Regions from separate parts of the Mus musculus genome. Here regions 1 and 2 are each linked to region 3. The links are chromatin loops, found by intact Hi-C in ENCODE. Cell type or tissue: heart. All regions are shown on one strand.

Region 1 (5,000 bases), 69 kb before region 3:
TTGCCTAGGCAGCCAGGGCAGTGTTCTGCTGTCACCACAGGACCTGACCCAGGCAGGGGCTCAGAGCACCAGGGGTTAAGGCTGAGAGAGCAACACAAAAGGAAAATGTACTTCCTGCCCTTGTGGCAGAGATGCTGTTTTATGCTCAGTAAATTAGGACGTTTGTTTAATGAAGAGAACACACAGATTCTGTTATTCTAAATATTTCTGGAACATGATGCTTAGAGGAAGCTGTCAAGGCAAGGGGTTTTTTGTTTTGTTTTGTTTTTTTGGGTTTTTTGGTTTTTGGTTTTTTTCTTCCTGGCTTTAGCTTTCTCCCCCCTCCAAAAGAAGGAAAACAACAGCTAAACCCCTCCTCTCCTTTTGAAATAAAGATGTCAAGCTGGTAGGGGCTGTCTTAAGTACTTTATTGAAGGATTAGTGAGAAGAGGAAGTGAGAGGGGAAACTCCAGCCAACCCCGTTTCTACCAGACTAGGGACAAAGCTGCATTTCCTAGTGGGCTTCTCTTCCTTTCAAGGGCTAAGAGATCCTTGTTTTGTTTTGTTTTGTTTTCTAGAGCAAAACCAGGCAAAAGGCAGGCTGTGATTAACATGCACCCTTCCTTCCACAAGAGCGTAGTTGCCTCATCTCCAAACCCTTTGGTTAAAAAGTTCAAAAAACTTAAAAAATAATAAAATAGAAAAACAAGAAAACCAGGCCTTTCTTTCCTCTCCCCTCTCCTGCCCTTCAGACCAGCAGCCCCACTGTGAGTCCCTGACTCTCTCCCCCCTCTTCTCCTGCCCTTCAGACCAGCAGCCCCAGCCTGGTCTACAAAGTTCCAGGACAGCCAGGGCTATACAGAGAAACCCTGTCTCAAAAAAAAAACAAAAAACAAAAAACAGACCAGCGGCCCCATTATGAGTCCCTTACTCTCTGCTTCCCTTCCCCACCCAGGGCTAGATGATACTTCCCAACCCAAGTTGCTAATGCTAGTTTGAGGGGAACCTGGCTCTGCCCACCTCCCCGGCCGTCTAAAACCTGCTGAGTGCAGTAGGAGCAAAGCTCTGGGGTGTCACCCACACAGCAAGCACACTGCCTCTCAAACTACACTCAGCAATCCCTCGATGCTTTTAACTACTCCCCAATTATCCACTAAATGACTCCCCACTTTCCTTCACCACGCGTTTGCCTCGGTTTGCCAAGCCTGAAATGTCTTCCTTCCTCATGGTGGTTTCCCTGCTTGCCCTGGACAGCAGTGGCCCCCTGAGCCTAGGAATTCCTTGAGTCCTTTGTCTGTGGCTAGTTTGGGACACAGCACAAGCTGTCTTTGTATCTTAGTCTACCACTCCACTCTTTAATGCCTTCAAATTTCCCCAGAACACAAGTCTCTTCAGGAGGCCAGCAGGCTCTCCCAGGGTAGCCCAATGCCTCACAGTACCTTTCTGGGGTTCCTGATATCTCCCCTTCACACTAGTCACTGGTTTGTCTCAGAGTGCCGGTGAGCAGGGGCCAGGTCTTACTCAATTCACACCCACCCCACCCCGCCCCCACACACACCACCTGGCAAAGTCCCTGGCAGAAGCCCGGTTAAATATTTGCTCAATTACACATCTATAGGCCCTTCCCCCCTACCCCCACCTATAACAACCTGGTATATAAATTGACTGATATTGAGTGATTGTCTACACGGGGCTTCAAGCAAATTGCCTCCTTAATAGAAAGGGAGGGAGGCCTCCAGGTGAAGTTATCAGCTTGGACTCTAGACAGTGGAGTCAGAAATGGCTACAATGTTTCTGTGAACAAGTTACCTTTTATTTATTTATTTATTTATTTATTTATTTATTTTTGCTGTTTCAAAAAGCTTTATTTTCACTTGGTCAAGGCTTAGGAGGGGCTCCGGGGCGGGTTACAGATCTGCCTAGTGGCTTGAGAGTTCTAGATGGAGGTCCTGAGATTGACTGGCTGGCATACAGCAGAGGAGGGAGTCCTTTGGGAGGCAGAAACCTCCTAAGTCGTGCTTGAGAGTGAGCCACTCTTAGAGATACTTGGGCCAGTCTGCGTTGGCTAAAAAATACGGAACTCAATGCATTTGCGTGTCATCCTTACGCAGAGGCCATGCTAATCTGTATCGTTCCAATTTTGGTATAGGTGCTGCTGTAGGAAGCACGCAAGTTACTTTGAAATCTTGCTAATCCAGAAAACCGCTCAGAGAACTGAGAACTCGATGGACCTCCCTGTAGCCCAGCCGAGGCAGCCTCCGGGTCTCCAAGACCTGGGACTTCCCAGGGACCTTTTCCCTAACACCGCTGGGTGGGGCCTTAGGCACCCGCCCGAGCCCACCCAGCCTTCAGTTTCACTACAGCCCGCAAGCAAGTCATAGAGGGTACTTGACTCAGTTTGCCTGGGAGAGATGGGGACCCGGAGGAGCGGGGTGCAGCTCCTGCCTTAGGCGTGGCTCCAGAACAGGATGAGGTGAAGACCCTAGTGCAAGGAAGTGGGGGATGTCTTCAAAACTCCGCCTCTCATCAAACATAAAAGATGCGGCTGCCCGGCCTGGTCTTAAAGTCAGGGCCAGCTCCCAGAGACTGGCCCGGGCGTGGCGTCCCAAGGTGCGGTGGAAATCAGGTGCACGCCTGCCCGGGCGACGGGGCAGCTGCCGGCAGACCCAGGCCTTCTGACCTCGGGCAATAGAAATCCAAGGTTGAATGAGGTCAGACGGGGGGGTTCTTTTCCTGCGCCCTGAGCCCCTCGGCAGCTGGGACCCCTTTTCCCACGCACTCTGAGTACCTCTCCCCGCCCCCTCCCGGCCCAAGGGCTGACGGACAAATGAGGAAGTCCGCAGCGGACGGCGGAAACCGTGCCGGGCGCAATGTCTGCGGCGGGACCGACCGATCCTGACTCAGGAGGACGCCCTGACAGCTGCCAAGCGGTCCTCGCCTGCCCGTTACCTCCCTTTGCCAAACTTACAAAGGAGCTGCTGCCCCGTGCCCACGAACGCATCCGGCCGGCTCGGCCGAGATCTCCGGGACTGCTGCGTCCCGGAAGGGGTTAAAAAGTTTGCCGGAGCTGGCCGTCGGGGAGGCGGGAGTGCAGAGGCGACAGGAGCAGGCCGAGCTCCCAGTGCCCCGACCGGGAAGGGCATCCTGTAGGGCCGGGGACTGCGTCCCCCGGTTCCCTAACCCCGAGGCCTCGCTGCCTATCACCCCTCGGGTGAGGATGCGGAGTCCGGTCGCACCCGACCGCGCTGAAACCCGCCACGCGGAGGCCGAGAACCACAGGGCCGTCCGCCCCAAAGGACTCGAGTCTTGTCGCCGCGCGCGCGCGCTCGGCAGCTCCGGGGCGGGACATACCGGCAAAGCTCGCTCACCTGAACCTGGGTCTGCCCGGGGAACAGGCGCTGGTTCTTCCGAGTGGACTTTCTCGAGCGCTCGGGCGGCGCGGCGGGGTGGGGCGAACGCGAGACTGGAAGCTGCAGCAGGTCAGGTTCTTGAGCCTTCCGTGCCCTGCCCAGGAACCGCGGTGATCTGCGCGCCTCACCGCACCCAGCTCTGGTGCGCGCCGCCCTCCCTGCCCCGCCCTTCCAAGAGGAGGGCGGGTCTACAGCTCGCCGCCGGCTCGTGGGTGGAGCTTCCAAGAGTCCCCGCCCTCTCCCCACACTGCCCAATCCAACAGGAGTCTGGCCTAAACTGACAGATTTTCGGCCTATAAACAGACAAGAGATGGAAGCCGGAGTGCTGAGATTCATCCTCCCCATCTGTCCCCACCTCCGCCCACCCCACCTTCCACCCGCGCTTCCTAGGCGGGAGCCACGCCTTGTTGGGCGGGTCCAATGGACAGCCAGGTTACAGGACCAGGATTGACGCGGATTTCATCCAATCAGAAGCAAGCGGCTCAGGCGCGCTGGGCTCCTGGTCCCGGCTCTGGTGTGCAGCTTGGGCCGCGCCGGGGCCGGAGGGAGCGTACTGGGGAGGTCTGAGGCTCTGACACTCCGCCCAGCGAACCGTGTTTTCCCTTCGTCCTGTCCTACCAGGAGAACAGATATTAAGTACCATATATGGGAAAAGTGGTATTTTACATAATTATGATGGCTGTGGGGGCGGTCATGGCTTCAACCCTGCATTCCGTGTGGGCGTCCTGAGTTCGATTTTGGAGCCTGCTCGCGGCTGTCCTCCAACCTCTGAACCTTTGCTCTGGCTAGTACCTCTGCCTGGAATGCAGTCTAAGCCACTCTTAACCTTTGAATAATTAACTCACACACATCTCAGATATTTGTCACTAAATTATTTTAAGGGTAGATTTCATTTGTTTTATTTTGGTTACTAACCACGAGAGGATTTTTTTTTTCATTTAAAAAAATGTACTTTGCCATTAATCTATCAGGAATTTGTCCACGCATTATTTTCTGCCCAAATTGTCCGTTTCCGAGTTGTGTCCATTGATCTATGTGGTCGATCCTGCAGCACGTCAATGCTTTCAAATGGCTTTATGAAGGCAAATTTCTCGTCATTGCTCTTAACTGTTGGAATGTTCTTGCTAACACAGTTAAAATGATCCTTCCATATAAACTTCAGGGAAAACTTACATTCTGAAGCCAAAAAGCAGCTAAAGAAAGAAAGAGATTTTGCAGCCCAGATGACCAGTGATTGCTACCCACATTACAGCAAAGACTGCTTCCCAGTTGATAAGAAAAATTTAAAAAATTTTTAAAAGGCTGAACCATCCAGGGGTTGTGGGTGGTATACCAGAACTCAAGAGGTCTGAGGTAGGAGGGGGAGTTCAAGACTAGCCTGAACTACACAGACAAGCAGTTCAAAGGTGTGAAATATATAAAGCCAATAATTACTTTTAAAACTAATCATCAAGAGACTGGAGATGTACGGGCAGTGGTGGCCCATGCCTTTAACCCCAGCACTCGGGAGGCAGAGGCAGGCAGATTTCTGAGTTCGGTCTGCAGAGTGAGTTCCAGGACAGCTAGAGCTACACAGAGAAACCCTGTCTCGGAAAAAAAAAAAAAAAAAAA
Region 2 (5,000 bases), 54 kb before region 3:
CCTTGACATTCTACAGTCTAAGCGGGAAACATTGGGGCGTGGGAATTCTATCTCAGTAATGCTGTGACTTAAGAGAATGAAAACTCGGGCTGGTGAGATGGCTCAGTGGGTAAGAGCACCCGACTGCTCTTCCGAAGGTCTGAAGTTCAAATCCCAGCAACCACATGGTGGCTCACAACCATCTGTAACAAGATCTGACACCCTCTTCTGGAGTGTCTGAAGACAGCTACAGTGTACTTACATATAATAAATAAATAAATCTTTAAAAAAAAGATTTAAAAAAAAAAAAAAGCAAAAAAAAAAAAAAAAAGAGAATGAAAACTCAAAGCGAAGGTGCCTCCCTTGGTTCCACACAAAGGATGTTTGAAAGTGAAAACTCTGCCCAGCCTACTTCTTCCACCCCACAGCCTGTGGCTAATTAGGCACAGCACCCTGATCCACCATAGCCTAGTATGGTTGACTCTACCATGGTGCATCATTGACTGGGTGCCAGTGGCTCTCAGGTTCTTTCCCTGGAGGCTGCTTTTCTACATAAGTCAAAAAGGCTGTGTGTATGGTCATGTGTGTTGAGAAGATGGCCCAGATGGTATGAAGCCCCTTCCAATGTACAGAAGCCTGCATCCCATGCTGCCTCACAGACAAGCGGGGCTGGATGGGAGAGTGCACAGGATCTGAGCAATGGGCAAGGAACATAACTTAACCCCAGTCCAGAGCAGCCTGGACCTGGCAGCCTAACACCTGGGTTGGAATTTTAGCTTTACCGCCGACCAGCTGCATGATGTTAAAATGACAAAGCTAAGAAGCCTAGGGCATACAGCTTGGCATGATGGTGCTCTGGGGTGGCAGGCAGATCTCTGTGAATTTAATGGCAGCCAAATCTGTAAAGCAAGTTCCAGACCAGCTAGGGCTACATACTGAGACCTTGTCTCAAAACAAACAAACAAACTAACTAACTTTAAAAAAGAAAGATAGAAAGGAAGAAAGAGAGAGAAAGAAAGAAAGAGGTCCAGGAAGAAAGAAAGAAAGAAAGAAAGAAAGAAAGAAAGAAAGAAAGAAAGAAAGAAAGAAAGAAAGCAAAAGCAAGCAAGAAAGAGATCCAGCACACCATGGTGAGGATGTTACATGTGTTAGGTCAAAAAGAAAAGAAAAGCCACGTCCTTATTGTGTGATCGTAGGCTAACTTCTTGACTCTTCTGGGCCTTAGCAGTCTTCATTTATAAACAGATAAGAGTGTGAGCAGGTGTAGTGCCAAGCACCTCTGATACGAGTATTTGAGAGGTGGGGACATACGGATCAAGAGTTGAAGGCCAGCATGGCTACATTACAAATTTGAGGCTAGCCTGGGTTATGTGAGACCTCTATGGCAAGGAAGGTAGCAAGAAAGAAAGATGGGGAAAAAAAAGTGACAGTCCTGTCCTACACTTCACCAAGCTACATGCTTTGTTTGCTTATCCAGGAAGACTTGTGGGAACACAACTTCCACACCGGAGGGGCCTATGTTATCTTGACAGTTATTTTGACTAACTCAGAGAGTGACTTGCGGGATTCTGGAGGTCAGAGGCTGGTGAAGGAGGGGCTGAGAGGAAGAGGGACAGAGACAATGACACCACTGTTGCCCAAGAGAAGCCCCTCAACTTCGAAGTCATTCAACCACGGAAATGAGACAAAACCATACAGGGCGGTTGGGCAAGAGAGGGAGGCACCCGGCGGTGAAGGAGGTGGCTCAGACTGAGCGGCTCCCAGTGAACAAGGGCCAAAGTATCAAGCTGTTTGGAGTGAGCCCAAGGGCCAGAGACAGCCCTCCTGTAAATACCCTTGATTTAATTGGAGGTGCTTCCCAGGGCTGGAGAGGCCAACTCTGCCTACAGCCTCTCCTCCTGTGGCTTTTCTATGGCTTCAGGGGCACGTTTACAGGGATTGTAGAACACACCAGGCATTTTCTGAGACCATTTCCATGTTAAGTTGGCCTCTCACACCTACAGGTTCCACATCAGGTATCCAACTGAGGGCTAAAAATAACTGCAAAATAAGGTGCCTCTACAGAACACGTGAGTACTTTCTGTATTATTCCCTAAGCATGACAGCCCACCTCTCGGGAGTGAGATAGGTATGTGACAAGCTTAGCCTGACATCACGTTCATAATTAAGAGTGTAATAATGTAGGCTAAAGAGATTGTTGAGCGGTTAAGAGCTTTTGCTAGTCTTCCCGAGGACCTGAGTTCAGTTCTCAGCACCCATGTCAGGCAGCTCACAACCAGTAATTCCAGTTCCAGGGGGGAGGGGTCTGATAATCTCTTCCAGTCTCTGTGGGCACCCACATGCATGCAACATGCACAGACACATGGACATACATCCAATTGTCTTATTAAAGGATCATAATTTTATATACAGTCCTCACCATGCTCCAGTACAATGGCTGCTATTACTCTACCTATTGTGTGGAGACTTAGACTAAACAGACCAGGCGGCTTCTAAGGTCACACCGACAAGGGCCAGATCAAGAATTCTCTTTCCTGAAGTCCGGAACTGCCTCCCGAAGAAGCAAACCTCAGTGAGCACAGCTTCCAAACACTGCACTACTGGTTACAGCTCAGCTCCGTGACCAAAGTAGAGCCATGCTGGCCACTCGGGGAAATAAAAGGCCGCAAACTTACTGTCTCCTGGGCTCTCTCTGCCTCCCCCTTCTCTGTCCTTTGTGAGTCAAAATCCATTTTCTGGGCTCTGATGAGGCACAGGGACTGCTCTCCTTGCTGTTCCCAGCCAGGAACACTCTTGTGTCAACTGTCCACTCCCATTACATCATTCAAGTCAGTCCTAAAATAAAATACCACCTCCACTCGAATGTCCCCCTAACCCAGGTGACAGGTCATCACCCCGTTCAGGGGATGGACGCTTCCCTGCAGCTGTGGCCTGCCTCCTCTTCCTGTTTAGTCACTGTCTGCCAGCATATCCACTTTGTCTTCATTAAACTGTAAACTCCAAGGACACAGGGGACTTCCAGCCTTGGCTCCCTGCCCTAGCTCTAGTGCAGAGGACAGAGGCTGACAGACAGCAGGTGTACCATACACGTCCACTCAAGAAATGACACGGAGCAGAAGGAGGGTCTGGGAAGACAGCTCAGTGGAGAAGAGCAATTGCTGCTGAAACATGAGGAGTCAGGTTCGAATCTCCAGTACCCATGTGAAAAGCCAAGCATGATCACAGTTATTGCACTCCTAGAAGCTGAGGCAGGAGGAGTAACGTGGCTTGATGGCTATCAGCCTATTTCCAGACTCAGTGAGTGACCAGGCATCAAGGTAATAAGGTGGAGAGCAGGACCCTTGAAGTCTTCCTCTGGCCTCTCCGTGAGTGTGCACCAACACATACACAGTGCATATACCACATAATACACACACATATGCATACATACATACATACATACATACATACACAGGAATAACAGGAATGACCTAAGAGGTGTGGTGGTGCACACTTTTAATCCCCACATGTGGGAGCCAAAGGCAGGGGCATCTCTGCGAGGTTGAGGTCAGGCTGGTCTACATAACATTCATCCCAACCATCAAGGAATATATAGTGAAACCTTGTCTGGAAGCAAAGCAATACGAAACAAACAAACAAACAAACAAAAAAAAAATCTGAGAGGATCCTAAGAAAATAGCTATACCTTTAAGAGTTTCTAGGCCTTTTGGGGAAGATCAAGTACATGTACACACAAACACACACGGTTTGGTAGGCCTCCGTGGTTCCGATTGGGCATAAAATATTTCAAAATAGAATCTGCCTCCTGTGCCTACCCTCCGGCCCCAAGAAGTAACTAAGTAATTGCTGTGACTTGTTCCAGTCGGTTCACATCCACAAGTAGCGGCCAGGGTTCAGTGCTCGCGGTTCCCGCCTGACTCCGAGCACTGGCCCTCCTGGCCCTGGCACCTTGTCTGTGGAGAAGGTGCCCACGCTCCACCCGCCGGCAGGTATAGTTGGCTGGGCCCGCCTACTTCCGCCCCCTAGCCAATAGAGAATGCGCATGTAAATTACTCCGTTCCTACGGCCACCAATGGTTGCAAAGGCCAAACAGGTTGGCCAGGTTTCCGCTCTGAGCGAGCCGGTGCCGTTCCGCACACTCGCACCGGAGTCTGAGAGATCTAGGAGCCAGAGGCACCGGGATGGTTGGAGATAGAGAGGCCCTTGGAGCCAGGAGGGAGGCGGGGTGGAAGCTGGAGTCCGCGCCCAGGACTTGGGCTTGTCCGGCTGCCCCGCTCCGCCCCTTTCCTGCCATGTGCTCTCCTGGGTAGACCTGGCTCAGCTGCTGTCCTGTCTACAGGTTAACTGTGTGACCTTTCTCGAGGCTTTAGTTTGGAAGCTGGAAAAGACTGTAACAACGTCCTCCTTAATCTGTGCGTGAGGAGCCGTGGGCAGGACAAATGGAAGAGGCTGGGGGAACTCCCATCTTTGCAAACCTTTGTGCCTGTGGGTAAATAAAGGCATCACTCTTTAAGTGGACATGTGGACAAGCCGGATGTCCTAGTTCGATCTCACAGCACAGCAGTGGCTGCCAGCACACAAGACTGAGACCATCAACATTCTATCCTGGATGGGGTAGAGGTTCATAAGGACTCACCGTACCCTGAGGAGTTATAGGTGATTAATGTTTACTGGGAGACGGAGATCTTGTTCGTCAGTGGTACAGGCATACATGAATTGCTCTTGCTCAAGTAAATCTTTCATCTTCTTCAGGCAACGCTAATTAAACACAATGGGCAGTACACAGATATGTAGTAAGAGAGACTTGTTGGGAAGGAGGGTTTATTTAGGAAGGAGGGATAAGAGGAGGGGAGGGGGGAGAGAGGAGAAGACGACAGACAATGATAAAAGTGTCATGTGTGTGTAAAATTATGAAAGAATAACTGTGGTGGTTTGAATATGCTTGGCCCAGGGAGTGGCGCTATTAGGAGGTGTGGCCTTCTTGTTGGAGGAAGTGTATCACTATGGGAGGGGCTTTGAGC
Region 3 (5,000 bases):
TAAGGCATAGGTAGAGGGGACTGGGGAAAAAAAAAAGGCTATGTGACAAGCTGAGCCACACTGGAGGACATTCTTTTTGCTTGCCCTCCCCTCCCCCAAAGTAAACTGGCAGGTGAGAGGTGCAGGCTGAAGCCAGCTCCTCTGGTTTCAGCTTAGAGGCACTCCTTCCACACTCTGAGGGCAATAACAGGCTCCCTTTACCCTGGAAATCCTGGTCTATAAAAATCTAAAAGCTATGTCGGGGCATGTTTGTTTTGACCTTGTTTATAGTGGAAAAGCAATTAACTGAAAAATACCTGAATATCCCACAAGAGAGCCAAGGTCAGAAGTGTGACCTGGGCTGACCAATTAATTGACTTCCCTCGGAGAAGGACAGACACACTGAGGGGTGGGGTGGCTGCAGGCCTGAAGAACCACTGCTCTGGGCTGAGGTGAGGCCATTGAGTTGTCGCTGGTTAGTGACATTAGGGCTCAGGAGAGCCATAGTGTCAGGTCAGTGTCAGAAGGTTGGATCGAAACCCTCCTCTGGCCCTTCCTAGCTATGTTCTCTGGGGCTACACGAGTGCAAAGCCTGGTTATCTGCAGGTTTTTTGTTTTCGGCATAAAGGTTAACTGGTCACAGGACCAACCTCCTGACTTACGTGAGCAATTTGCCACATGAAGGGTGTTAGAAAAGGCTGGGCTCCTGGGTTGGGAGCCTTTATTGTTAAACCATGTAACTCGAGCCAGAAGTGGGACTGTGTTCCCTTCAAGTTCATTAGTTGAAGCCCTGTCCTGCAGTACTTTAGAACTGACTGGACTATAGACAGGTCCTTTGTAGAAGCAATTATACTAAAATGAGGCTATTAAGATGGCCTTGATCTGTTTCTGGCCCAGGTCCTTGGAAGAAGAAATCTGGCCTGGCAGGCGTGTGGCACTCACTTATAACCCTAGCACTCAGAGGCAGTGGGATCATGATGATTGCAGGCCAGGCCTGGGCTACACAATGTGACTGTGTCAGCAAATAAAACAAGGACGGTGTGGAGTGGCTCCTCAGTACCTGTAATCTCAGCACTCCTGAGGTAGAGGCAGGAGGATTACCACAAGTTTGAGGCTAGCTCAGGCTCATGAGACTGGTCTCAAAAAGCCAGAAGAGGATACTGGTGTTCTCTTAGTAGGTAGGAGCGGCTCGCCATCATGAGGACCAGAGTCCTGATCCCAGCATCCATGCACTAAGCTGGGTGTCCAACACAGGCCTGTAACCCCAGCCTCAGGTGGGTCAGAGTCAGGGAGATCAGTCACTAGGGGTTGCTGACTTCCAGGATAGCCCAGAGATTGGAAGCCACAGATTCAAAGAGACACACCTCCATGGAGAAAGTATTAGATGATAGAGGGGATGATGTGTTAGAATGGCGGATGGTGTCTCAACAGCACACTAGGCCAAGGCAGTTCCATGTGGAAGAGGTTTTATTGGGGAAGAGAGAGAAGGTGGCAGCAGAAAGAGAAGACGGGGGGGGGGGGGAGTGAGGAAGGGGTGTTTTCTCTCTCTCTCTCTTTTTTTTTTCAAGACAGGGTTTCTCTGTGAAGCCCTGGCTGTCCTGGAACTCACTCTGTAGACCAGGCTGGCCTCGAACTCAGAAATCTGCCTGTCTGTGCCTCCCAAGTGCTGGGATTAAAGGCGTGCACCACCACTGCCGGGCTTGTTCTCTTTATATAGAAATTTAGAAATTTATGTAACACCGGTAAAGGTGGGAGGTGAGCCAAGCAGATGCTGGGAATATGGTGCCTGTTGCCTTAGCAACCAATCTGCAGGTCCCAGGTCCCATTGTCACCTATGTGATGTCATAAATTTGGGAGGTCCTGATGCCAACAGGGCTTAACTAATGTCCTCTGCTGCATCCCCCCCCCCCCACAGAGTAAGTAAATAAACAAACAAATCTAGACAAATCTAGAAAAAAAGAAAGAAAGAAGAGAGAGAGAGAGAGAGAGAGAGAGAGCAAGCAAGCTTATGCATGCCATTAATTCTAATACTTGGGAAATCGAGGCAGGAAGATCTCTGTGAGTTAAAGACCTGCCACAAAGCAAGTTCCAGGACAGCCGCATAGTCAGATCCTGTTTAAGAACAAATACAAGGGGCTGGAGAGATGGCTCAGTGGTTAAGAGCACTGACTGCTCCTCCAGAGGTCCTGAGTTCAATTCCCAGCAACCACATGGTGGCTCACAACCATCTGTAAAGGGATCTGACGCCCTCTTCTGGTATGTTTGAAGACAGCTACAGTGTATTCACATACATAGAATAAATAAATCTAATTTTTAAAAATACAAAACAAAAAACCCAAAACAAAACACAAAAATGAAAAAGAAATGCTTTTAAAAAAAAAAAAAAAAAAAAAAGCAATAGAGGTGTACCTATGCACAGGGGGGAAATATCCACATGAAGTCATAGCAAGAAAGCAGTCATATACTGGCCAAGGACACAGACCTCAGAAGCAACTGAGGCTGCTCCTGAAGCAAACACTCTGTCCCTCCAGCCTGCCTCGTGCCCTGTGTGTGGGGTTTAGCCATAGTGACACAGGATGACGTATGCCTCATACCCAGGAGGACAGAGCCTTTCCCAGGGGTTTACTGTATAGCTAACCGCACATGTGCTACCATTCTAACGCAGCAACAACCTGCTCAGGTCAATTGCCAATCAGGAGGAGGGGTCCAGCTCCTTTCAGAGATGGACCACTGGTAGTGAGGGAGGGGGTAAGTTGGGAGCAGGGGAATGGGACTTTGAGGTACCATCCAGCCTGCCTTCTTGGGTAGGACCCCAGTTGGTTCCCATTTCTCCTGGGAGCATGGTTTCTTCCTCCCTCCCTCTCTCTTCCTCCTTTCTTCCTTTTCCTTTCCTTCTTTCTTTTTTTCTTTTTTGATTTTTCTTTTCTTTTTCTTTCTTTTCTTTTCTTTTCTTTTTTTTTTTTTTTTTTTTTTTTTGAGACAGGGTTTCTCTGTGTAGCCCTGGCTGTCTTGGAACTCACTCTGTAACCAGGCTGGCCTCAAACTCAGAAATCCACCTACCTCTGCCTCCCAAGTGCTGGAATTAAAGGCGTGCACCACTACTGCCTGACCCTTTTTTGATTTTTCAAGACAGGGTTTCTCTATGGAGCCCTGGCTCTCCTGGAACTTTGTAGGCTAGCTGGCTTCAAACTCAGAGATTCTCCTGCCTCTCTCTGCCTCCCAAGTCCTGGGATTAAAGAGGTGCACTATCATTGTGCCATTTTTCTAGTGCTAGCGTTTTCTAATTTGCAGCAGGAAGCCCAGGGAGTCACTCACACACCACACCACTTCCCTGGGTCAGGGTCTCTGCATGTATGAAACAGGAACAGAAGCTGTGAGCTCAGATGGGTATGTTAAGATACAGAAGTGAAGCTTGGCCCTGTGGGCATCAAGAGACCCATAGGAGGTGGAGGAAGGCAGTGGGCCAGAGGAGACAACCACTTAGCTGTGTTTACCCAGTAGACTGGCTGCAGGTAGGGCCCTGACCCACCTCCCAGACACTCCTGCTGGGTGTCAACAGAAGGCAATCAGAGCTGGGGGGAGGTGTGGCAAATTAAGGACTCAGGGTGAATTCCACTAAGCATTCTCCAGGGGTGAGGTCACCTCTGGCTCTCCGGGGCTGCTGGAGTTCAGGGCAGAGGAGGCTGTGTCAGAGATCAGGGAGGACGCAAAGTCCAATGGAAGACCAGTAGCCTGGGCTAGGCATGGAGCAGGGAGAGCCAGGGAGAGCCAGGGAGAGGAAGGTTTACCTAACTTCTCCTCCTTCTCCTCCTCCTCCTCCTTCTCCTTCTTCTCTTTCTCTCCACCTACCATCTACCTACCTTTCTATCAATCTATCATCTATCTTTTTTTTCTCTATTTTATTCTATTTTTCTTAATACCTAACACTTCTTAAGCTCTTGCTGAGTGACCGAGTATTTAAATCTGCCATGTCCCCTAATCCTACCCAGATCCTTAATCAGCACTGTTATGAACCCCAATTTACAGGGGTGGATTTGGGTCACAGCATGGTGAGAGCCTTGCTCCACAGGGAAAGCAATCTGTCTGGTGAGTATCTGTAAAATGGCAATACCATCCATGCACATCATGGTGTAGGAGGATATTGTGAGGACTGGGTAAGATGGCACTGGCCACATCACTCAGAGGGTGCAGGCCATTGTCAGCACCTCCATTTTTCTGATGCAAGACTCATCATCTCACAGTCAGTGGGCTGACCTAAGGCTGTGTGCACGTAGTAGGTACAAGGGAAGGATTTGATCAGGACCTGGTTCTTCCTGCACTGCGGAGGAGTGACCTGTTGGAGGTGATATTCCTATTTGGCTAATAGCCGGTGCTCTGGTGCTCTAGGCATTGGTGAGGAACCACAGTAGAATGCCTGGAAGCCTTGCTTGCTGCCTAGCATCCTGTCCAATGAGGACATGGCCCTGACATTGTTCTCTGGACCCTGCCTGTCCAGGGCCCACAGGACAGGAATTTCCGCAGCCTGGCCAAAACAGCCTTCACTTTCTGGGAAAGCTGTCCCCTGGTAGCCACGGCAGGGGGTGAGTAGGTCCCTGATCCCCTGGCCAGGCAGAGGCTTCTGGTAAGAGCGACTATGGAGAGACATTGTCAACATCCTTTGAACCTTCCAGGTCTGGGCCTGGAGGCCATTCCCATGGAAACGCAGTGACCTCTACACTCACCTCTCTGACAGCCACTGGGATACAGAGTCAGAGCGCTGGGATTCAGTCCTAGTCTATCCTTCCCTGTGCACTCAGAAGGGAGGTTGGATGGTATCCGAAAGCTGCCCGTGTGCTCCAACACCAGCACAGGGGTGACAAACAGCCTCCTCTGGGGTCTTAGGAATGCAAGCTTCTAGTTAGCACAGCCAGTCTCCTTTCAGTACTGAACACTAGAAGGTACTTAGTTAACTGGGACTCAAGGGTAGAGTACGCGCTGCTGAACGTGTGCGAGGTCAGGTTCCCATTTACAGACATGCAGTA

The links. Hi-C counts contacts between places; a loop is a spot of excess contacts. Peaks named below come from ENCODE experiments on the same cell type or tissue, not always from the same donor. Only the 100,000 strongest peaks of a DNase experiment are listed, where the experiment ranks them.
Region 1: it touches region 3 in a loop (2.5-fold over the local background); 18 of 42 quality-filtered maps call a loop at or near these places.
Region 2: a loop joins it to region 3, with 2.7 times the contacts of the local background. A loop is called at or near these places in 18 of 42 quality-filtered maps.

Annotation. Positions count from the first base shown.
Region 1 is chr15:77,838,610-77,843,609 of GRCm38, forward strand. It overlaps Myh9 (myosin, heavy polypeptide 9, non-muscle), which reads right to left and starts at 3,566. Exons shown (of 41, transcript NM_022410.3): 1 at 3,348-3,566. It also overlaps the pseudogene Gm22107. In heart, a CTCF peak has its summit at 2,785 (motif pointing left); DNase peaks (open chromatin) are centred at 52, 1,992, 2,832 and 3,782; H3K4me3 peaks cover 4,503 bases; H3K27ac peaks cover 4,733 bases.
Region 2 is chr15:77,853,820-77,858,819 of GRCm38, forward strand. No RefSeq gene overlaps it. Among named protein-coding and RNA genes, the nearest start is that of Myh9, 14 kb to the left of the region's middle. In heart, no CTCF peak of the experiment used is centred here; DNase peaks (open chromatin) are centred at 2,972 and 4,082; H3K4me3 peaks cover 1,069 bases; H3K27ac peaks cover 1,562 bases.
Region 3 is chr15:77,907,682-77,912,681 of GRCm38, forward strand. No RefSeq gene overlaps it. Among named protein-coding and RNA genes, the nearest start is that of Txn2, 19 kb to the right of the region's middle. In heart, a CTCF peak has its summit at 2,238 (motif pointing left); DNase peaks (open chromatin) are centred at 3,580 and 4,510; H3K27ac peaks cover 3,238 bases.